Linked DNA regions of Mus musculus: region 2 is linked to region 1. The links are chromatin loops, found by intact Hi-C in ENCODE. Cell type or tissue: heart. All regions are shown on one strand. Links, peaks and the distances in the headings refer to the core of each region. The heading gives the core; the rest is flanking DNA.

Region 1 (12,374 bases), core at 1,637-9,636:
GCAGCATGGTGGTACACCCCTGTCACCTCAGCACTCAAGAAGTCAAGACAGGGAGACTACCACCGTCGGGGCCACATAGTGAGCCCTGTGTCAGAAACCAGAGTTGGGTAGAGGAAAGATGAAGGAAAAAGAAAGAAATCGGACTGCTCAGAACCAAATCTGCACAGAGAGCTGTTGGTGGCTATGAGAGGGACAGACAGGACAGAGAGCTGTTGGTGGCTATGAGAGGGACAGACAGGACAGAGAGCTGTTGGTGGCTGTGAGAGGGACAGAGAGGACAGGCAGGAACGGAAAGAACACAAGAGTACTTAAAAGTTCAAGGGGCTGGGATTCTCTGCATCTATTAACATGAAGGCACAAGATCAAGTTCCTTGCTTACAAAACGACAACAACAAAACCTCCTTGCTTCAGGATTCCTGTGAGCATATCAAGTGCTCAGCACAAGAGCCAGCAGAGGGGGCTCAGGGAGGACAAACTGCAGGAAAGAGGCCAGTCCTAGTGACTCTACAGCCACCTCCCAACAAGAGCCCTGGCAAGATCAAGCCCATGAGGAGGAGGCAGGTTTGTCTCCTGGACGTTGCTTAGCCCTGGAGGACGCCCTGCTCCTGAGGCCCCCTGAGGCCTCCCAGGTAAAGAAAGCACAGGAAAGGGTTGCATAGGACAGGAAAGGGTTGCATAGGACAGGCATGGCATCTCCTAAAACCACAGCTCTGGAACACTCTCATTCAGAATTTACACTGACCTTGCTGGTAGGGGAATAGGTTTGTTTGCCTTTTAATTTTTTTTGTATTATGGACTCTATGAAGAGGGCTAAAGGTCCTTACACTGTTTAATGTAAGGACGGTGTGCAAACAATGAGGGTAGAGAGGCAAGTCCTTAACTCCATTCATAAAACCATGTGTAAGCACTGCTCTTCCCTGGGACTTGTGAACGCACAAAGGAGGAGGATGGCACCATCCCGGACCCCAGACCCACAGAGAGCCAGATGTGTCCCTACCACCGATCCTTGACGACTTCCAATCCCCACAGGCCCAGAACAGAGAAATTACCATTGCCATCTTCCGAGGAAGGCAACTGAGGCTTTGAGAACCACCTACATTGCTCAAGGACAGAAGAGCCTGGATGTGGACTGCATCCACAGCCATGGTCCTGCTATTTCTAACTTCAACACAACTTCATCTTCATGCAAATATTATACTAATTACAAAGGGTTTAAACAGGTCACTAAAGCAGCAGAGGTCTGACAGGCCCCTACAGAGCAACACTTGGCCAGCGCAGCATTTAGTAATTTTTAAAAATGCATTTAATGAGATTATTCTACAATTTGGATCATCCCCTAATTCATAAAACTCCAAATGAATAAACTTTTACTATAAATAAAGCAGCAGAATGCCATGGACAAAAGCTATCAAATAAATGAATATCTAGAAATCCAAGTCTTTTGACCATGAACACCCAGAAGCAGCACGCTAACGTCAGCCACAGCATAGGAGAGAAAAAGGCACGTCCTTCCTTTGCACAGGGAGAGGACAGAGTTTGTGCTGGGTGCTAGGCCCAGAGAGCGCAGCCTTTCCTACCTCACAGTCCAGCTCCCAGAGAGGAAGGAACCTGTAGGTGAATGGTCACTGAGGAGCGGGGCTTTCACTCACTTAAGGCATCACAGTGAGAATGACACTTTTATAAGGGAAAAGTGAGAAAATTTCCCACTCCTACCAAGAAGTAACTGGCCTTTCTCTTTCTATTTCTTGGTTTATGTAGCCCTGGCTATCCTGGAACCCACTATATAGACCAGGCTGTGCTCAAAAGAAATCCGCCTGCCTCTGCCTACCCAGTGCTGGGATTAAAGGTGTGCACCACCACTCAGTCAAGGACTTGCTTTTTCTAAGAGCTACAGCCTCCTGATACTGGTTATATGATTTTAATTGTTCCAAACTGGGGAAATACTGGGGTCAATGACACAACACAGACCCCCAAGGATACACCTAGAGACCTGTAGAATGTGGGCACTTCAGTTACCAGGCAGGACTCTTCCAAAGGCCAATGTCATTAAAAACTCAAAGTGGGGCTGGAGATAGAGCCGAGGGGTAGACACTAGCCTGTCATGGTGAGGCCCAGGTTCAGTTTCAGGACTCCAACAGCAAAGTCCAAACCAAGCACAATGTATGGCCCTCTGCTGAGTCAGTTAAAAACAAAACACTCTAGCTTTAAAATAGATGGCACATGGGAAACTGTGAACACACAGTGAACATCAGATGGTTAGACAGAGGGGTTTTGTTTGTGTGCTTGTTTTCATTTTGGTTTGGTTTTTCCAGACAGGGTTTCTCTGTGTAGCCCTAGTTGTCCTGGAACTCACTCTATAGGTCAAGCTGGCCTCGAACTCAGAAATCCACCATATAGGGTTATCAATCCTCTTAAGTGTCCTTATTCTTAGGAGGAGACTGAAGTGTTGAAACATAAAGCGTGGTAGCAATTCCACCTTCTCTTCAGAAGGCTCAGAAAAAGAAAGTCACATAGAGAAAGCTTGACAAAGTGAAACGAGTTAGCAGGCAGGCGTTCGCTGTTCTGGCATTCTTAAAGACGAAACTATGATGGGACCTAGAGAGGTGACTATGAGAAACAGATCCAGAGAGGTGACCGTGAGAAATACTGTGCCAATGGCGCACACAGGGAGGCCGGGTCTGTGGGAGCGAAAATTCCACACAGCCTTATCCGAGAGTAAGATAGCAACGCTGAACGTAAAGACTTGAAGTTCCTAGCACGTATCCTTCTAACCATTCCTAGTAGAGTTACAAAGTTTGTGATTTTGCTTTGGGTCACAGAAAAAAAGCTACCACTTCTTAACGGCAGTGCCCTGTTGGTAGCATACGGAGCCATTTCTAGTTATTTCTACCAGCTTGCTAGGCCCCTTATCTGCAACATGAAAGCACACAGGCAGATTTACTTAAGCTGTCAAAATGCTTGTTTTGTTAAAAGCCAATTCTGTCCACACTTCAGCTCAGAACCCTGCCTGCGCATGGTGAAGGAAGCTTGAGTTTGCTCTGCACTCAGTCCTGAGAGTAAACTCCCCAAACGCTAACACACACAGGCCAATGCCGACCTTTGGCTGACAGCTGGATGACTCTCCTACACTGGAGTAGTTTGCCAAGCTTCTCAACTGCTCAGCTACGTTCTGCTGCAACTCTAGTCTGAGTGACACGCCATGGACTAGAAACAGGGACACCAAACAAGAAGAGCTGTTTGGCAGGCAGATCATGACAAAGCCTCTGGCTTCAAAGTCTCTATGTAGATGCCCAGAGGCCCAGTCAGTTTCATAACGACTCAGAAAAACTCAAGAGTGGCTAGAAATTTTATTATCTGGCTTGAGTTTGCTGGGCATTCCTTAACAGGGGGCTCCTTAGCTGAAAGCTCTGGGAAGTCCATCTACTTTCTTAATTCACAAAGTGCCCATGAATACACCAGTAGCTGGTGGACTCTAACAGTCTGCACGCTTATAAAGATAGCACGAAGATCAGGATACACACAGAACCTGGCATAGATGTCCTCAGCCCTCTAGTCTGAGTCAATGTGCAACTTCCAGATATAACACAAGGCGTCTACCAGAGTATCAGGGGAAGAGACACTTAGGGGAACCCAAATTCCCCTAGGTGATATGAAGATAATGTCCAAGTTCTTCCTTTAGTACAACGCCCACCCACAAAGGTAGAAAACTCAGCAACACGGGCAAAGTGATTTTATGCATAAGAATAAACAGTAGATCTGTGGATGTAAAGGTAGAAGACCTCAGTCTGTCAGGCACAGAAGTGGGTCTATTATACTACAGCAAGAGCAGGCCCAGCAGGAAAACTGAAGAGTTCCTGTAGTCAGAACTGGGTTGGGACCCAAGAGAGGCACTGACTCGACTGCCTCAGAGGACACGGTACTGCAAAGGGAAAGACCTCAGAGAGTACAGACAACACTGTTGGTTCAAATTGTCCAGAAGAATGTGCCTGAAGACCATAAAGAGAGGACTGCCAGAGGAAAGTGCTTCCCCCCCCCCCACCCCACTTCTTCAGGAACTTCCAGTTGGGCTCTGGCCCAGAAGGCTGGCCCTTGACTCCAGCAGCTCAGCCAGACATATTTGTGACCAGGAAGACAGAGTCTGACAGCGGCCAGATGTACTTCCCCAGCAAAAATCCAGTCCAAAAGTATAAATTGGCCCCTTAAGAATTCCTCCCTCAGTTGGGTGGAGGTGGTGGCGCACTCGGGAGCCAGGGGCAGGTGAATTTCTGAGTTCGAGGCCAGCCTGGTCTATGGAGTGAGTTCCAAGACAGCTAGGGCTACACAGAGAAACCCTGTCTCAAAAAACCAACAAAACAAAACAAAACAAACAAACAAACAAACAAAAAACACAAGAAAACAAAACCCAAACCCCAAAACCAAAAAAGAATTCCTCCCTCCTCCCTCCTCCTGGCTATTCAAAAGGGAAAAGCCCTATAGTTCTGTTTCAACAGGACCAAGAAATCTAAGCCATATGAAAGGTGCTTCCCAAATGGGCTGCAGCCCAGGAGGCCTCCTGATCTAGTACAAAAGTCCTGCCACCTTGGCTTGCTCTACAGGATAGACCCAGTTGTGGCCATCTCATCTCTTGTACATAACACTACCACTCACTGGCCCAGGGCCTTCTGCCATGATCATGAAGCCCTTCCATATCGAGCCTTCCTCTGCACAGGAATGGACTTTCTCACTTAATATATGCTCGCAGGAAGTCCTTAGCAACCCTGGGATGTGTGCATAAACTCACACTGAAGATTCAGTGAGGAAGTGAGTCCCCGAAGACTTGCAGGGCCAGTACCACCACTCTGAACAAATCTACCCTGACAATTCTCATCGGTGAGCAACTCTGTCCTGACATAATGGCATGTCCCTCTCTGAATCACAAGTGAGCCTGGGAGTCACACAAATCAAATCCATGAGAACAGTCAGCTCCACACTACAAAATCCCAGGTTTTGCATAATAAAAATGAAGCCTATAGTTTCTTGAAAAAAGACAGTGGCTGGAGGAGAGAAGAGTGGGAAGGAGCAGAAGCCCATTCATAGTATCCTGAAAACACAGGCACAAAAGAATCTGCACCTGTCAGCAACCGATTCTGGTTAAGTTGTCACAAACTATCATTTTGAGAACAACTACACATTAGTTTCAGCAGAGAAAATGGCAAAGAAGCAGTGGCAAGTTGGGCACTTCTTGTTCAAAACCAAGCAGCCATAAAGAAATAGTGGTCAGAATCAGGGGCTATCCAGGGTCGCTTGAAGCCTGGGCGAGTTTGCCCAAAGAAACCTCTTGTTATAAATAAGCAAGGATAACCCTACTGCATCTGCATTCAGAGCTGCAGCAGGACACCCCCACCCCCAGTGAAGACTACATCCTGCTGGAACTCCCCATTCTGCCCACAGAGCACAGTTGTGAAAACATGTCAGTTTTGGAATTAATGCCTCTATATAATAGCTTAGTTATAACTCCTCTCTAACACATCACAGGGACACTCTCAGGTCTACGTGCCAAGAGAACTCCATCCTTTAGTGTCTGTGTGTGTGTATGTGCCCATCAGAGAAACAGCACAACCTCCCAACCCAAGGGCAAATATGACCCTTCCTCCAACCCCCATTGGGCAACAAGGGCCATCTGTGACTTCCTTCTTTACTATAAAACTCCCCAAGAAGTGCCTCTGAGACTTTCCCGGAGCCTCTAGCCTCCTCCATCAAGTCAACCAGGAGGGTTGTCAGAGTTTCACGAAAAAAGAGGAAATTTAAAAATGTAAATAACAAACGTGGTTTGGAAGAACAGCAAGCGGAAACTTCAGATACAACTTAATTGGGAAAGCTCAGGACAGAGCTGAACAGGTGAAAAGGGAGGCTGGGATGTGGGTACCGCGGCAGTCAGAGAGGATCTTCCCTGAACAATAGAGGGAGTAGGGCTGGGGGTCGCGCAGCAATGTGGGAGCACCGACTGCACTGCCCTAACACTACAGGTGGGTGTGGGTGAGTCTCCCCACACCCAACAGAGAGGGCAAACACTGGGAGTGAAGGTTCAGAGAGGAGCCCAGCATTAGGCTAGCAGACACTTAAGGGTGTGGGGGTCTAAGAGCCAAGGGGAGGAAGGCTACGAGGAGCCCCTGAGAAGAAGCTATGGGGGGGGGGGGGTAATCTCGGTCCATACCGAAAAGTGAGGTAACCTTAATTTGCGACGGCAAAGTGGGAGGGGACCAGATTTAGGCTGACATCAGACAAGAGACAGGTCTAAGGTGGAGGTGGTGAGGGGCAGGGTCACTCCTGGCCAAAAGCTCTCAGCCCAGGGTCCCGGACTCCCTTCTAGTCTCGAATAACCAGCACCGTCTCGCGGGAGAGGGAGGCACCGCAGCCCAAGGGCCCGGTGCCCAGGCCGGAACTCTAAGGGCAGGAGGGTCCCCGGGGTGGGGCTGGGACTGCGGCGGTCGACGTGGGGACGGGGAGGGGCTGGGGTCCCGGACTCACGCATCAATGTGCTGAAGGCCACGACGCCGAGCAGCCCCTGCAGGAAGATGCCGAAACTGTGCATGAGCGCGCCGCTCTCACAGCGGCCCGCCCCGGACGCGACCGTGGAGGCCGGCCCGCTCGGCAATCCGCGGCTCACGTTCCCTCCCGGGCCTTGCATGGCGGCCTGACGGGAGGGCGCGAGGGGCCGCCGGCCTCGCTGCAGCCCGGGTCGCGCTGCCCAGCCGCGACCCCGGACCTGGAGCTGGGTGCCGGTATCTCAGCCCGCGGCCGCCTCCGCGCCGCGCGTAACCCGACGTCCGAGATCGTAGAGCTTGATTGGTTGAGCCAGGCGTGAGGCGGGCTTCGATTCCCTCCGGGGCGGGGCTCTAGCCAGGGCTAGGGGCGGGGCTGGAGGAGAATCTCTGCAGGTAGGTAGAGCAGGTGAGCCAGACTGTGTAAAAGGAATCCCCAGAGCCCTGTGTTCTAGGTCATGAGAGCAGTGTCAGGGACAGTGATGGAGTCTGTTGCTAAATCCCTTTCCCCTCCAAGGCAAATCTATAAATGCCCTGGACAATTTCCTAAGAATACTCCTACATTCTGCCCTCAGATTCGGTTCACTACTTCGGAAGTGGAGTCCAGAACCTGAGGCAACATTATGCTAAGGCACGGTATTGAGTACAATAGTCTCAGCCGTCTGAGGTCTTCTTCCCACGCCAGGGATTGAGTGTTCTACTTTCATGGTCAAAAGCCAGAGGATTCAACTCACTATTCAAAGCTCCAGGGTGAATCCCTGTTCCCAAACATAATTTGTGGGGGTTTTGTTTTGAAACAGGCACTTTCTTAACCCTGCCTGTCCTCAAACTTAAAACAAGGACCTAGAAACAATGATGGCCTTGAACTCCTGATCTTCACACTCACGCACTCTAAGTGAATTATAGGTAGGTCTGTGACACCAGTCTGTCTGGTTTTGCTACTTTGCTTGAGATTGGTCTTGTTGAATTGTCCAGGCTAATCTGAACCTTTGGACAAAAAAAATGATCTTTCCACCTCAGCCTCCGAGGTAGCTAGGACTGCAGTTAAGTGCCACTACACTTGTCCCCCACCCCCACTTTAAATGGTTACTTCAATCCAGCCACTTTTCGCTTTATAAAAAGGGTGAGTTTAAGTGCAAAGTCAACATGCACAAGTCCTTGCTCTGTTCACTTCTGAGATACAACTACAAATAGAACGGATTTTGTTTTGAGACAGCATCTGGAACTCATTATGTAGCCCAGAATCTGCCCGACTTTCTCTAAAGGCATATGCCACCACACCCAGTCTGGTTTCTTTTCTTTCTTTTTTTTTTTTTTTTTACCTCCAAACCACCGGTGTGCACAGACTCCAATTTAAGTTTGTCTTACTACCCAGACCCCTAGACATCTCTGCTGTCTCTCTAGACACCTCTTGCTGGTGCCCTAGAGCTCTGACTTGTCTGCTGCATGTCAATGGGCATGTGCATGGTACAGGTCTAACCTACATCAAGGTATCTTTTTGGAACAATAAATACTAACTTTAAAGACATTTCCTCAAGAAGTTCTAATTATCAAAGAGGACTAAATGCTTTCCAAAGTTTGTTTGTTTTATTTAACAGGGATATAGACTCTGCAATCCATAGGAAATGCAATTCTGCAGCCTTTCTCTTACCGTCTCCTCGCACACCGGTATGGATACTACTCTCTAGCCCTGTGCCATGAGCTGCTGCCTAGGCGGCAAGCCACCTGTCTGCCCATCTCCACTGCACCTTCACCTTCTGTGTGCTCTGCTCCACCAGCACTTTCAGCTGTATGTATGTTGGTTCAGACAGCTAGGTCTCTCCCCTGGTATGAGCTTTCTAAAGGCAGAGCTAGTGTTGATTCACTCTTGGCACAGATTTGGCACACAGCAAATGTAAATTTACCTGAATTTTAACTTATGTATATTTAATTTATTGAAATGTAAATTTATTTAAAGTTTTTTTTATTGAAAAAGATTGTGAAACTAAATGAACGTATAAGGGAAATGTAAAGTCCCATCATTCCCTTTAAGTCCGAGAAGGACCTTACACACTAAGCACTCAGCAGTTACAGCTCATGTTCAGGGAGAGCCAGAGGATCTGTGTGTTAAAGCAAGAGAGGCCGTGGCTGGGCACAGGGAGATTACTAGTTGAAGACACAGAGTTCATGAAAAAACTGCACACACAGCTGACAAAAGAAGTCTGGGAGAAATACCGCTCTGCACACTCAGGTGTGACACTGCTCTGCACACTCAGGTGTGACATCACTCTGTACACTCAGGTGTTGACACCGCTCTGTACACTCAGGTGTGACACTGCTCTGCACACTCAGGTATGATATCACTCTGTACATTCAGGTGTGACACCGCTCTGCACACTCAGGTGTGACACTGCTCTGCACACTCAGGTATGATATCACTCTGTACACTCAGGTGTGACACCGCTCTGCACACTCAGGTGTGACACCGCTCTGCACACTCAGGTGTGACATCACTCTGTAGACTCAGGTATGATATCACTCTGTACACTCAGGTGTGACACCGCTCTGCACACTCAGGTGTGACATCACTCTGTACACTCAGGTGTGACACTGCTCTGCACACTCAGGTGTGACACTGCTCTGCACACTCAGGTATGATATCACTCTGTACACTCAGGTGTGACACTGCTCTGCACACTCAGGTGTGACACCAATCTGCACACACAGATATGACAACTGCTCTGCACTGTCAGGTGTGGATGGTTCTCAGGCCTACAGAGTCTTCAGAATTTGAGAACAGAATTCCCAGGTCTTAGGGAGTAAGAAGGATTCTGCTCACCCCATCTCTTCTTAGTAATTTGAAAAACAACAAAATGAAACAAAACAAAGCCTATCTAAATCCAGAAGGGATAGGCAGGACACCAAGGGGTGGAGGCTGGGATAGCTTCTAGATTTGTATTTAAGTAGGAAGGGCCTCTCTTACTCATTTCAGAAATGATTCTCTGAGGCCCTACTAAGAGTTTGGAAGAATGTACTCCAGCTAAAAGCCTTTCTTACTGTAAAGTTAGCACAAATGAAATTAGATTAATACCTTTCTCATAGCCACTTAAAACTGTCATATAACAAGTTTACTATAAACTTATTTGCTAAAAAGAAAGAAAAGCACGCATATATTCACTCAAAATATTTTTGTTCTGTTTTTAATCCTTAAAAATTATACCATCAAACTTGATGGGAGTTATTTTAATAGGTATTCTTGTGCATATTTCTCCTTAAGAATACTTTGTCTTTAATGCATAAAATTGTAAATTAAGAGGAAAAACAGCAAGCAGGAATGATACAGTGCCGAAAGCATCTCATTTTGTTCCAAACAAGCAACTTGTTTTTTGTTTCTTTTGTTTTTTTTTAAAGGCAAAATACATTAAACAAAGTGCATTACTTCCAAAGAGAGGGTACTGGAGAGAGGGCTAAGGATGGTGCTGGAAGCAGCCTGGAGTCCCATCCTGGCAAGCCCCTGATTGTCTTTAGGGGGAAAAAAGGAGGAAGGTGGGAGGAAAATGTGAGCAGTTAAAACCTCAGAGATTCTCACAAAGGACTAGAGACTGTCTGCTTCTTCTCAGCCTCTGCTAATAATTGTGACTTGAGCTAGACATAGACAGAATGAGCCATCTAGGAACCCTTCTGCCTGAGTTTCCACTTGAGAGCAGTTCCCCTCTCACACAAGTTCCCTCCCTCCCTTTCTTCCTTCCTTGCTTCCCTGTGGCTCCACTCTGCACTTTACTGCTGGTAGTGACAACCGTCTGGTCAATCTGTTGCTTGTCTTTTTTTCACAACACTTCACCATGGTAGGTACCTACCACACCAGACTTGTCAGAAAAAAGCATTATGAGAGTTTTAGACCTGCTTTTTTTTAATCCCCCAACCTCCCCTACAAACCTTCATCCCGGTTTTGCTGGTTCTTAGAAAGTTTTGATTTCTTAAACACAGCGGCAAGAAAATCAGCATGTGCTGCATTGACACCCACTACCTGTGTGCCTAAGGCCGTTCCCAGAGCAAAGTCACCCATGTGGCTGAAGACAAGCAGTAAGGAAAACAACCCCAAAAGAGTGCACCTGGAACCAGATCCATTTGGACTGGACTTTGAGTTTAGAGTTCTTACAACAAAACTCCAGGTCAATAGGTAGCTTATTAGAATAAATTCAAATTCCCCAAGTACATACATTCTCATACAAAGCAATCATCGAAGTTCATGAGTAAAACATTTAAAGTAAATAAAACCAATAGCAGGAAAGTGACTATTATTTCTTGTTTGTACAGGAGGCTCTGTCCTTACAGAGTTTCTGAGCCAGCATCATGGTCATAAGACACAGAACTTACAAAGATCCCAGGACCAAAGACATCCAAATTTATAAAGGGAGCATCTTGTCTGCCCAAGTTCTCTACTTCACTTCATAAGAACACTTGGGAACTCGGGTGGTTTTCCACACACATGGAATATGCCCAGTATGTAAGGCAAGTTCACACTCTGTTATTTCCAGTCTAACGACTCTCCCAGCACTGTTGGCAATCACTCAAACTGGACAAGCTCTGGTGAGAGGTGCCAACTAAGAGTAAGTCCCAGTGACAGTTTTCATGATTTTACAAGTTGTTATACTGCTATTACCTTTCATTTAGACTCCCCCCTCCCCCGATGTTCTGTGTCCCTTGGAAACAATGTTGGGCTGAGAGGAGTGGGATGTTTTCATCCTATTTGCCTTATTCAGGCATCACATCAGTAACTAAAGTGGTTCTAAAGAGCATGTGAAATGTATTCAAGTCTTCAGGAAACTTTGGTCTAATGCCCTTTCCCTCAGTGAAAATACTTTTATTTCTCAAAGAGACATACAAAGGTCAAACTCTAAACTGGTTTTCTATGTCTGCCTCTTTTAAATACAATAATAAACATTTACCAAGATCTTCATTTCCAGAGCTTGGCCAGTACCCTTCCTATACCTGTATTATAAAAACAGGGAGCTGTATAAATTGTTAAAGAAAGGCTAAAGGTGTAATTAAAAGGCTCTATTAATGTATTCCCTGTATTTGAAAAGGATGAAGATGTTTCACAATGGAAATCAGCAGATATGATCAAAATTTCAGAGCCAATCTGTACATAAAGTTGAAGGTTTCCCTAGAAGACCAATATAGCTGTAAAGTCTAGTTTTGGTCAGTTAAGTTTCCAAGTCTGGGAGGACAGTATAGTCCATTCATGTATTTCTAAGTTTGTCAACTCAAGTTAAAGATGGATCATAAAAAATTTGATTGCAGGCAAGCTATGAGGACAGCTGCAGGTGAACTCCACACACTCTCCTCACAGCATACCTTTAAAAAGCTTGAGGCTGGCTGTCTCAGAAACAGACTTCACATACAAATGAGCAACATAAGCCACTTACCCCAACAATGCAAGCTATTATCGAACTTAAACCATCCCAGCATCGGAACTGCTACCCAGCCTAACCCCTGCCTCTTTGATACATGAAATAAAAACAGTTTTTAAAAAGGGCAGGGTCTCATATAACCCAGGCCGGCCTAGAATTCACTGTGAGCCTCGTTTCCACTTCCCAAGCACTGGGATCAAAGGTATATATATCACCACACCCAGTCTGGGATTACAATTTTATACTTTAAAAAAGTCCTCTGCAAAATTCTCATAGAATTATCCTCTTACTGTGAGAAGGGATGGGGAAGATAATTCTTTGATGTGACTGCCAAGTACACTGCATCCCAATAAGAGTGCCAAGAAATATTTAGGGAAGCCCCCTCTTGTCTAACTCACGGCTGGTCTTCCTATAGGAGAAAGCAGAGACTGAAGAGTTATGGCTGCCCCCCCCCCCAGCC
Region 2 (12,374 bases), core at 2,368-10,367, 54 kb before region 1:
GAGTCGGGGCCCTGTGTGCAGGTTGAGATCTGCCTAGTATGAGGGGTCTTTGATTTTTGGAAACTCTGGCCTCAGTGAAAGTGGGAGAACACTCCTGCCACTCTCCTATCAGATAGTCCTGGGAATCTGTTGACAATCAGGTTTCTAAGGAGCGATGCTCTTCTTCGTCAATGTTCCCTGCAATGGACTCTCTGCCCTGACCCCTCCACTGGGTACTGCTCGACACATACACGGTTTACCCCAAGGCTGGCATGTCCTTAAGAAAAGGCATGTGCACACACACAGCCCCGTTCCTCTACCTGCTCCATGTGCCATGCTGCACACACACAAACTGTTCAGATACTCATGGTTACCTGCCCCAGTTTAGGACAGAGTTTAGCAAGCATCAGCTCTGTACCATGCATGTGTGGCACTAAACACTTCCCAGGTATCATAAGCTTGATTATCAACCAGCACAGCACTCAGACTATGTTTTATTATCACAGTCTTTCAGATGAGGAAACTGATAGGTAGACCATGTAAGTCATTCCCAGAGGTCACTCATCTAGAGCAGAAGCGCTGGGCTTATACAGCCACATCCCGACTTTCTTGGCTCTGCTGTCAGCCTCAAGGGGCAACTGGCTCTCCTCTTTCATCTATAAAGTGGCAAGAATAGGACTATCCCATCTATTAAATGAAGGAGCCTTAAGGATCTCTGGGTACTGCCTGGTTACCCAGCGATTAGCAACATGCCCTGCACACACACTGACCTGCACACCTGCCTACTTAATTACATGCATACTGAAGAGGCACCCCTAACTTTCCAGATGTGTCTGCTCATTACCCAGCTTGCACCACACTCACACAGGTAGACACAGAGGCACCTATGGGTACTGCTACCTTCTCGGCAGTAGTGGTCGGAAGCACAGCCAACAGTGAAGGCAAGAACAGCACAAGGTTCCACATGTGGGCAGGGGCAGGGCTCTTCATCTGCCTTCAGTTGCCCGCCAGACTGCTTCTGAGCCCTGGAGCAGGTGGGTTATAAACTGGCAACTTGCTGGTTGGCCAGCCCCTGCTGGTGCAAGTTCTCGGAAATGCAGGTTTCCAAGCCAAAAAATCCCAGAGGCCTCAGATAAGGACACAAGTGACCTATGTCCAGTAAACTTTGCTGATAGAAGGACATACCCTGGGGAGAGGCAGCTGGGCATTAGCAGGCCTTCTGCTAGCTAGGTTCAGAATTCCAGAGTCACAACCTGATGTAGACATCCATCATGATGTGTAGGGCCAGAGGCACCCAGCAGTGAGGCTAGTAAGCTCTCAATGAGCCCAGGAGGAAACATAAGCTTCCGTAGAAAGACCAGGGCTGGAAAAAATACCCTAGGTGGCTTCCTGGAAGAGACAGGGCCATATTAACCTGGTAGGTAGGCATGCCCGTGGGATCCCTGAGACACCGAGAGGACCACAGACGCATCTGAGGACATTAGCAAGATTGGGCACTTTTTGGAGCAAAAGATGCTGGGTCCAGAAACCCCTGTTCACTCTCTGGTACCAGGCTGCTCCATGGGTCCTATTAGTATAACCAGGCTGTAGGTTCAAGCCAAGCAGACTCTCGAACAGGTCTGCAATTTGACAATACGTTAGAGTTGTAAAGATGCATACCCTGAGCCTAGAGGTGTGATGTTGGACAGTCTATGCAGGAAGGTGAGGCACAGGGATAGAATTCCTGAAAGCTGTGTACAGGTAGAGTGTGGGCTGACTTTGTCATAGCAGGCCCTTGAGAGCGGCCCTTAGGTGCTGCTAATACCTTTTCTCAATATGTCCTTGAGAAAGTAGAAGCACTGATTTATTTTATTTTATTTTTTGTTGATTTTTATTTACTTTCCATCTCGGTTGCAGCTTCCCCTCCCTCCTTTCCTTCCAGTCCCTCCCTCTCAGCTCATCCCCAACCCACACCCATCCACCCCTCCTCCCCTTTCTCCTCAGAAAACAGGAGGCCTCCCGTGGATATCAACCGGTCTTAGCACACCAAGCTGCAGGCTTATCTTCTTCTTGATCTTAGCCATTCTGAAGGAGCTGGAATTTCAGAGTTGTTTTGATTTGCATTTCCCTGATGACTAAGGATGTTGAAAATTTCTCTCTCTCTCTCTCTCTCTCTCTCTCTCTCTCTCTCTCTCTCTCTCTCTCTCTCCTTCCTTCCCTTCCTTCCTTCCTTCCTTCCTTCCTTCCTTCCTTCCTTTCTTTCTTTCTTTCTTTCTTTCTTTCTTTCTTTCTTTCTTTCTTTCTTTCTTTCTTTCTTTCTCTTTTTTCAAGACAGGGTTTCTCTGTGTAGCCCTGGCTGTCCTGGAACTCACTCTGTAGACCAGGCTGGCCTTGAACTCAGAAATCTGCCTGCCTCTGCCTCCCAAGTGCTGGGATTAAAGGCATGGGTCACCACTGCCTGGCTAAACATTTCTTTAAGTGCTTCTTGGCCATTAGAGATTCCTCTGTCTAGATTTATGTATAGATCTGTACCCCACTTTTTAATTGGGTTATTTTGTTTGTTGACATCTCACTTTTTGAGTTTTTGTATATATTTTGGATGTCAGCCTTCTGTTGGATGTGGGGTTGGTGAAGATCTATGCCCATTTTGTAGCCTGTCATTTTGTCCTTTTGACAGTGTCCTTTGCCTTACAGAACTTTTCCATTTCATGAGGTCCCATTTTTATTTTTTAAAGGATTTTACTTGCCGGGCAGTGGTGGCACACACCTTTGATTCCAGTACTTGGAAGGCAGAGGCAGGCGAATTTCTGAGTTTGAGGCCAGCCTGGTCTACAGAGTGAGTTCCAGGACAGCCAGGGCTATACAGAGAAACTATGTCTCAAAAAACAAAACAAAAAAACAAAAAGAGAAAAAAAATTTTACTTATTTATTTATTTGATATATATGATGAGTACACTGTAGCTGACTTCAGACACACCAGAAGAGGGTATCAGATCCCATTACAGATGGTTGTGAGCCACAATGTGGTCGCTGGGAATTGAACTCAGGACCTCTGGAAGAACGGTCAGTGCTCTTAACCTCTGAGCCATCTCTCCAGGCCAAGGTACCACTTATTAATTGTTGATCTTAGTGCCTGGAATGTTGGTGTTCTATTCAGGAAGTTGTCTCCTGTGTCAATACACTTAAGGTTATTTCCCACTTTCTCTTCTATCAGAATTAGTGTATCCGGTTTTATGTTGAGGTCTTTGATCCACTTGGACTTGAGTGTTGCGCAGGGTGATAGATGTGGATCTATTTGTAACTGTCTACTTGCAGACATCCTGTTAGACCAGCAGTGTTTGTTGAAGACGCTTCCCCCCCCCCCCTTGTATGGTTTTGGCTTGGCAAAAATCAAGTGTCCACCGGTGTGTGGATTCACTGCATGTTCAATTCCATTGATCAACCTGTCAGTTCCTTTACTAATACTGTGTAGTTTTTATTACTATTGCTCTGTAGTACACCTTCAGATCAGGGATGGTGATAACTCCAAAAGTTATGTTATTGTACAGGATTGTTTTAGCTATCCTGTTTTTTTTTTTATTTTTCCATATGAAGTGAAGTTGAGTATTGTTCTTTCAAGAACTGTAAAGAATTATGGGTTTTTTTTTGTATTTTTTTTTTTTTTTTGAGACAAGGTTTCACCATGTAATAGCCTTGCTGTCCTGGAACTCACTTTGAGGAAAAGGTCCTCGAACTCACAGAGATCTGCCCATCTCTGCCTCCCAAGTATTGGGATTGAAAGTGTTTGCCACCATGCCCAGCTGGTTTTGTTTGTTTTTTGTTTTTGTTTTGTTTGTTTTTGTTTTTGTTTTTCAAGACAGGGTTTTTCTGTGTAGCCCTGGCTGTCCTGGAACTCACTTTGTAGACCAGGCTGGCCTCAAACTCAGAAATCCACCTGCCTCTGCCTCCCAAGTGCTGGAATCAAAGGTGTGCGCCACCACTGCCCGGCTTTGTTTTTTAATTTAACTTTTTGTTGATTCTTTGTGAATTTCACATCACCCACCCCAATCCCACTCATCTCCCCACTACCTTTTGCCCTTGAAACCTCCAGCCCAAAGTGGGTAAATCTTGTTGTCAAAGCTGTAATGTGTGACTGTGTCCCACAGTATACTCTTTTGTTTATACTTTTTTACTTGGAGATGTTCACTGAAATGAGTCATTGGTCCCGTTGGAGGCTTCTGGCTCCTGCTATGCTATAAATACTGAATCCCCTGAGAGGGACTCCTCTTGGAAATTCTGTTGTGGCTCTGTGTCTTGGAGACCCTGCATCTTTATCTGTAGGACCAGCCCCTTCACACGCTCCGGCAGTTCATGGATGGGGGAGATGCTGGCATGGGCCAACTCAAAGCCCTAGATCTGGGCTTGGGTGGTAGCTGAGCTGGTCCACCCTCCATCTCTCCTGTACCCACAGCACAAGGCGAGTTCTCCAGCACTGCCCGGGCTAGCTCACCTAATGCCACAGCCAGCAAGGACAGTCAGCTCTCCTGGTCTCATGCTCTCCAGCAGAGCCAGCTCTCTTGCGGTGTGCAGGCAAGGGGCAGGGCCTGTTCTCCCAAATGCTGCAGTAGATGAGGCACAAGGCTAGTTCTCTAGCTCCCATGACCTTGGGGCCAACTCTCCCGCCTGCCATAGGTGGGAAGGGTCAAAGGGTGGCATCTTCCCCTTGCCCATGCCACCACATGTCAGACAAGTGGCAGGGCTCCCATGCTCACACCCTCTGGGCTTGCTCACCTGCGACCCACCCCCACTCCAGGGTCAGCTGTACTGCAGTGCTCAGGAGAGGTGCAGGGGTCTGATCTCTGGAGTGTTGTAGCTAGTGAGGGCAGAGCCAGCTCTCCCTCTCTCATGAGTCCAGAGCCATTTCTCCTGCCTGCTGTAACTTTCAAAGGATGAGGTAGAGGTGGGGGACACCTTACCCTCACCCACTAAGTACTTTTTTTTTTTTAAAATAATAGACACTGTAATAAAGCAAACAAATATTGAATACTTGATGCAGCTGGAGTTGGTGTCCTCTGGTGGCCCTGGAAAGTCCACTCCTGAGTCTACGGACCCAGAAGTGTGGCCAGCTACTGGTGTGTTGTCTTCATTGGTGTGGTTTACCTCAAGGCTGGTGGCATCTGTCCCTAGGACAGGGCGTTGGAAACTTTGAGGAAATTTCTGTTGCTTCTATGAAAACCCTGCCTTCCCTTGCAAGGCTATGGTCAGAGGCCACACTCCTGTGTGTCCGTTCACCCTCCAGGCTCTGGATGGGAGTGGGGTTGGACAGTACACAGTTCTGCTGGGAAGGACATTATTAAGAGGTCCAGTGAGCAAGTGCTGGCTCTGTCCCCACAAGACGTCTGCTCCTCTGGGACCCAGAGGATAGGCCCAGCCTGGAGCCAGAGCTACCTGCCCAGGGGTCACAGGAGCTTCTCAGGAGGAGTCATCCATGAGCCAGGCCCTGTAGGTCTGCTCTCAGGAGCCATTATTGGCCTGCCTGTGTTCTTGCCATTCTAACTGGGCAAGCTTTTAGCTTCCTCAACCTGACACAGCAGACATAGGACACAGGTCTGAGGAGACAGATGGCACACAGCTAGGAACCTGGTGTTCTCATACCCCGGCCACCATGCTGGGGGGCGGGACATGGTTGCTGAGGAGTCTTGGAAACTCACGGCCACTGGCCAGAGGAACCACACCTAGTTTGGGCTTTGAGATGGAGACATACAGTCCAGAGACACCATGGGCAAAGGAGTAAGGATAATGGGCTTGGAGGACCCTGGAAACACTGCAGCACCTTCTGAGGCAGGCAGAGGGAGCTCGGCCTCCAACAAGGTCTCTCTGTTACTGAAACCTGCTTTATGCCATAGACATTAACTCAACTCTCCTGCTGTGCATGATGGGAAACCGAAGGTTACTTTTCCATTTCATTTTTATTTTAGGTACGTGAGTATTTTGACTACAGGCATACCACACGTAATGCAATGCCCGCAGGGGCCAGAAGAGGGTGGCAGAGTTCAATGGTTATGAGCTACCATGAGGATATTTGGGAACTGAACCAGAGTCCTCTAAAGAAATGGCAAGTACTTTTAGCTATGGCACCATCTTCCCAGCCTAAAACAGAGATTTAGGAAGAACTGTCTCCTACACGCATCAGAAAGTCCGCACCAGGACTCCACGGCTAAGGCTCTGCCTGGAACACCTCAGTGGTTCTGAGAGCACACACATTATTCCCTGTCCCACCTCAGAGTCCAGGAAGGGCACCAGATATGCTATGTCCCCACACTTCCCTCTCTTCTGCAGGTAGCGGCCATGGCAACGTCCCAAGGTTGGGGACATTGGGCATACTCTTTATTGGTGTTTCCAAGGGCTAGGGTTGTGGGAGTCATGATGGTTCAAGAGACAGCAGAGGAAAGGCATCTTCCAGCATTACAAAAAAAAAAAAGTTCGTGGGGAGGCTCCTGTGTCCGGGTGGATGGTGCAATGTGCATGTCTCAGCCAAACACGCTCTTGGCTGGTCCCTCTTTGGGCTTCTCAAAGACTGTCTCGGTGCCTGTGCGGTTGCGGCTGAATACAGATGGGGCAGCTGAGCCGGCTTGCTCTGGAGGCAAGAGATGGAGGAGGTGACATCAGGGACCTAAACTGGTCTTCTCAGAGGCAGGGCTCCCTATGCTGTGTGCAGCCCCTCCTATGCCCAGAGACCCTCAACACCTCTTAGCTACCACCGGGGGATGCTTGTGTCTCCAATTCTACCACATGCCCGGGGGACACTCACCGTAGTCCCGCATGACCTGGTATGTCTTAGACTTGATGTCCTGGTTCTTGGCCAGGGTCCCTCGGGCCCCCTTCAGGTCTTCTTCCTTCACAGGGGGCCGCTTCTTCTTGATGGGGCCTTCAGGAGTGCCAGCCTTGGAAAAGTCGAGAGCCTTACAATTCAATGCCTTGAGATGAAGACCCCCCAACTTTGGCGGGGGCTCCTCCTTCCCAGGCTTCCGAATTAAGCCGATTCAAAGCTCACTCCTCTCCCAACTGCAAGTTCCCCGCCACCTCCCTGCCTTCTTAGCCTGACTTGGACATCTGACCTTTCCCCACAGACAGGGAGGGAACTCCTGGGGGTGGTGACCACTGCATCCTCACACTGGCCTGTTTGTCAGGCCGAGTTCAGGACTGGACACAAGGGCGGAGAGCAAAAAGATGAACTCTAAGACTGAGGAGCCCTTGGTAATCTCAGGAATTCTAAGATCTGTTCACAGAGGTGGTGAAGTCCGTAAGACTGCCCCTCCCCCCTTTCCCTAAAACAAAACCACTGATGTTTACTGTGTTTGGGGAGGGATCGGGGTAGACAGCCATGGAGAAAGGAGCAAGGATGACCTTGTTGTTCTTGCCCAGTAGAGCCGGGAAAGCCAGATTTAGTGCTCACCCTTCTCTACCACCCGGGCGGGCGCCTGTGAGGCTGACACCTGATTCCTTCTTAAGCCCTGCAGGCAGGTGCAAGGATTCCCTCACTCAGCCTGGGCTGAGCTCCCAGGGAAACGCAGGCCTGCAGACACACCCTCACAGGGAGACAGACAGATCTATAGGTACAGTCTCCGCCCCTCATCCTTCCTCCAGATTACAAATGTGTACACATCAGGACACACTAAGCCAGCAAGGCTAGCTCCCTCATCTCCATACAAAGGCGCACAGTTCTATATAGGCACTCCCCACCTCCAACCCCTCACACGCCTGAAGTGTCAAGGCCTTTCACCAGAGCCTGGTGAGACCCAGGGTGTCCAGAGGCCAGCCTGGAAGGGCCACGGTGCTTCTGTTTAGCTTTGGCTTTTACTTCAGAGCAGGCACTACTACTTAGTGTCCAGCCTTGCCCTCGCAACTTCCTTGGCACCAACTAGTCCCTTCTGGGCCTCCTTACCTCGGACATGTTGGATGCCAAGCAAGCTCGCTGTTGGTAGCTCTCTGGCAGGCAGTAGCCACAGGAAAGGATCTGCGTGAGGCCCAACCCTTGGGAACTTATATAGTCTGCTTGTGCGTCCTGGGTAGTCACTCCCCTCCTTTGGAAGCTCTCAGATGATTCAGATCCACGCAGCGACTAGCTGGAGTTTATTCTTGGCGATGATGGGCAGCTGCCCTGGTGAGAGGAGATGGCCGCGGGGACCCCGCATCTCTGGGGACAGCTGCTTACTCGACGGTGGGAGGTGTTGGCACTGTTGTTCACAGACTGTGTTTATGAATGTGAACCCTGGAATGTGTGAGACAGCCTGCCCAGGCTGACTGCAAGAACCCATCCCAGTGGCAGGGGTGGGAGGGGAAGTCTCTGAGGAGAGGGAGGGCCCTGAACAAGGGTGGATGCTCTGAGTTTGTTTAGCTTTCTCTTCTACTCCTGGATTCCACTGGAAATAGATTTTCCATCCCAGCACATTAGCAGGGGAGAAACTTCCTTTCTGTTGCTTGGAAACACTTCCTCATGGTGAGCACAGCCAACTCAGAGTGAGTAGCCAGGAAGGCCGAGACCCTGTGGAGCTGCCATATCACAGTCTTGTTGGTGTCCTGGTCCTCTAGCCAGCCCTGGGACAAGTTTAATAAAGAGACAAAGCAAGGTACAGTATAGGCCCGGAGGAGACCATGCTTGCTAGTAAAGGCCTATAGAGGGCTTCTGTCTAAGATGGACACTTGGAAGCTGGCTGGCAGGACTTTAGAGGGCTGGGGTGAATGCCACTTCAGCTATTAAGCTGTAGTAAAGAGTAGAGCTCCCTTGGAAAATCATTTAGCACCCACCACTAACTTCATCTTTGCATGGAAAGATCACTGGTGGCAATGCAGGGACCCTAAGCCTGAGGTGGGCTGTGGTAGATGTGGGTTGGAGGTTTGTCTTAGACTTCTCTCCACTCCCTCCCGTCTACAATGGACATTGTGTTTATCCCTGAAGGCACCAGGCAGATGAAATTCAACCAGGCACTAACAGTCATCCTAAATGTCATTCCATAGCTGTTGTGCCTCGAACTCTATCCCATTCTTGGTTCTGGGCCTGGCTCCCAGTAGGTCAGTGTGTGCACCATCAGGTCTATACGCAGGGACCTGAGCAATACCCATGATTCCAAGGGGAGGCCAGGCCATGCCTTGTGAGGAGTACCCACAGCTGGCTGACTAGGACAAGGATAAGGGATGCCCAGCTCTCACGACCCAGGAGGAAAAGCGGGTTAGGCTCATCAGGATGATGGCTAGACCACGCTAGGCTCCTTTCATCGCAGACTCTGAGCCCACTGCAGCCAAGCCATCAGGTTTATTAACCCGTTGAGTTGGTTGTGAGTTACAGGGCACAGGGCACACAACCAACGACCACAAAAGTGCTGGGTTTTTTCCTCCTTTTTCTTCTTTTATATAATAAGATGTGAAAATTTACTGTAAACCAGTTTACAATGGAAGTACACCATCTTCTCTTTCATCTAAAAAATGTGGTTTTGTGACCCATGCATGACACCATGCTTAAGTGTCACTGGCAGCTGAGGTGGGATGGTTTCTGTGACTCATGACTGCGTACACAGCCTTGATTGGCAGCTGAAGTCACTCATAGGTCTGACTTCTAAGTAAACCCAGGAAAAGAAAAATTTAGAACTAAACCAGGCAACCAGTCCACCAACCAATCCACTCACCCACTCAGGACTCAGGGTGTTCAAAGCAAGGCTGACCACAGGCCCCGCACTATGAACAAGTCTCCCATTGAAAGTTGTGGAAATCTTCATTTAAGAGTTAGCTCACTTCGGGGGTCGGGGGGTGAGTGGAGAACACCTTTAATCTCAGCACTTGGGAGGCAGACGCAGGCAGATCTTTGGGTATGAGCCCAGCCTGATCCACAGAGCTAGGTCCAGGACAGCCAGGACCACACAGTAAAACTGTCTTAAAAAAACAGAAACAAAACAAGACTAGGTTACATCCTATAAGGTTTGCTGCCTGGCAGGAGGGACAGTCTGGGTCTGCTCCTTCAAGGTCTTGGGGCACCTTTCAGATGTGCATCCTGAGCTGTAGCCAGCAGGCCTATACTGCCAAAGAGAAGTTACAACTTGAACTTGAATCTTTTTGTTTTCCCCAAGAAAGGAGGCAGGAGAGGTGACATGAACCCACGACTCCTTTGGTGCTCGGGAGTTCACAGTTTAACATCTGAGGCAGGAGGTTGCTCCCAACATGCCCCAGGGCTGAGGGGCACAGAGTCTCACCTCACACACCTTCCGGACCACTGCCACACGGGAGCTCACCATTCACCGCTGCCTTTCCCAAACTCCCACCAACAGGTAAAGGAAATAAAAAAGCAACCACCATGTCTCCGAGTTAGGTGTCAGCTCTCTCTCATTGGTTTATTTCTGTTAGTTACAAAAAAAAAACAAAAACAAAAACAAAAACAAAAAAACCTCATTCTTCACCGTGGCTGGCAAGCTTCTACCAAGAGCAGCTTGGCCAAGGTACCTATTTGGACAAATCAGATTGACAGCACACCACAGCTAGGTCAGCATTCCACACTTCTTGTTTTTTTTTTTTTTTTTTTTTTTCCCTAGCTCGGTGTCGCCCGCAATCAGCCAGTAAAGGGTCCCACCTCATAAGGCAACTTGGAACAAGTGATGTGGACACTTGTTCCGGGGAGGGGGGACAGCTCAGGAAGAAGTCCTGACCAGAGCCCTCTACATCCACTCCAGTGAGACAGTGCACCACGGTGACAGAAAGGCCTTGTCGGCCACCGGAGGCTCTCCCAAGGGATGCGGAATTGTATGTGCTTTTGCTGTATGGTTGCATGCGCACATCCACAGGGAGAGGGAAGGACAGACACACACCACGCTTGCACACAGACAGGCTCTAGTGGCAGATCCCTGTTGGACCTCCTCTCCTACTGAGCCAACTCCACAGCTGCAGCCCAGAGACGACAGTCCTTAGCGGAAATCAGGGTGCAGAAGGAACTTGCACTCACTTGCTTCCTGTCCTCCAGGCCCTGTGCCTGGGAGCTGGGAGGACCTTACAGACCACCTCTGTGAGGCTGTGCACCCGGAGTTGCCATCCTTCCGTCCTTAACAGCATTTCCCCCACCTCTGTGTCTAGCTTGGAAACTCCAGGAGCTTGAGTCTGAAAATGAGGTTTCAGCTCTGAGCTCCAGAGGGATGGCAGGGGTGTGCGCAGCAAAGGCCAGCTAAAGCACAGCAAAGGGGAAGGGGACGTGAGGATGACGTCAGCAACACCCGGGCGCTGACCAGCTCACCAGGAGTTTGAGCTCAGTGGAAGCTCACTAGAGAAGGGGAGAGAATGACCACTGCTGAACGATGGAAGAAAATGGGAACTGAGACCAAGGCAGGGCCTGGCGGACCCGTTCCAGGTCATGGCCTCTGCCTGACAGGAATGTGCAGCCTCCCACAGCAGACTCACTCTTCTCAGTGACTTGCGCTAGACAGTGAGCTGAGAGGGCCACCCAGAGCATACCCTTCTGTCTGTGACAAGGAAGGTTTCAAGTGGCAGAAGACAGCCCAGGTATCCTGGGCAAGGGCTAGGGTCACGGGCCACAAGCATATTTAGAGCCTGTATGCTTATGCAAAGCACACTCTGACCTAGGCTTAGGGGTTCTGAGGAGAGCTGTCCTCTGTGCTTGTCTCACCTAAGGCCTCAGCCCGTGAGGCGGTGGGTGTTCTTGTGCTCCTTACCACTGAGAGGCCATCAGACAGTCCCGCCCTGCTGCTCCCACAGCAGGGACAGTGCCAGGCCAGGCTGGCCCACAGGTAAACCACAGCCCGGCTGAGGAGTGGGTGTGGCCAGCAGAGAGGAGCCAGTTAGAAATGCCTCATACAACCTACACATTCAAACACGACTCACACCAGTGTCTGCTCTGCTGCAGTTATTTCACAACTTTGTAGGGCATCATGACAGGCTCTTCCGGCCAGGAAGAGTTCTCTAGACAGCTAAGCAAGCAAGCAGGTGGCAGCTGGTGACAGACCAGGGCAAAGGTTGGCTCTGCAAGCTGCTGTACAGTCAAGGCTGCTGTACAGGCAGTCAAGGCTGAGGCCATTCTAACACTTGCAATTTAGAGACTGAGATAGGCAGGAAACCAACAGGAGTAGCCGGAGGCGGTCTTGAGTCCTCTGGACACAAACGTGTAACTCCTGAGTGAAGTTTAACCATTGCCTCCAACACGGCAGCTTGTATGCCCTGGCAGGGCTCTGTCTGTCCCCACACTGGAGCAGCTGCCTCCTGTGCAGGTTCTGACCTTAACTATGGATCTGTGAGCGCAGATAAGCGCTATCTCTCTACCTTCCCACCAGGGCCGTTTATCTCACCATCGATGTTACTTAACAATATTCCTGCCTCCAAAACTCCTCATTTTTACCCACCTCCCCCTAGCTCATTCCCCATGAAAGGCAAACAAATCCATGTCT

What was found. Peaks named below come from ENCODE experiments on the same cell type or tissue, not always from the same donor. Only the 100,000 strongest peaks of a DNase experiment are listed, where the experiment ranks them.
Region 2: a loop joins it to region 1, with 2.4 times the contacts of the local background. A loop is called at or near these places in 3 of 42 quality-filtered maps.

What each region holds. Positions count from the first base shown.
Region 1 is chr14:30,820,024-30,832,397 of GRCm38, reverse strand. Stimate (STIM activating enhancer) reads right to left here and starts at 6,804. Exons shown (of 8, transcript NM_028839.4): 1 at 6,508-6,804. The coding sequence starts at 6,667. Sfmbt1 (Scm-like with four mbt domains 1) reads right to left here. Exons shown (of 21, transcript NM_001166532.1): 21 at 9,677-12,374. In heart, for the core only: CTCF peaks have their summits at 6,316 and 6,541; DNase peaks (open chromatin) are centred at 3,157, 4,107 and 6,827; H3K4me3 peaks cover 1,762 bases; H3K27ac peaks cover 1,395 bases.
Region 2 is chr14:30,875,124-30,887,497 of GRCm38, reverse strand. Stimate (STIM activating enhancer) reads right to left here. Exons shown (of 8, transcript NM_028839.4): 8 at 10,288-12,374. Mustn1 (musculoskeletal, embryonic nuclear protein 1) reads right to left here and starts at 8,241. Exons shown (of 3, transcript NM_181390.3): 1 at 7,883-8,241; 2 at 6,749-6,881; 3 at 5,888-6,574. The coding sequence starts at 7,891. The coding sequence ends at 6,468. Itih4 (inter alpha-trypsin inhibitor, heavy chain 4) reads right to left here and starts at 1,022. Exons shown (of 23, transcript NM_018746.4): 1 at 880-1,022. The coding sequence starts at 969. In heart, for the core only: a CTCF peak has its summit at 5,953 (motif pointing right); DNase peaks (open chromatin) are centred at 5,967, 6,327, 6,987, 8,337 and 2 weaker places; H3K27ac peaks cover 2,537 bases.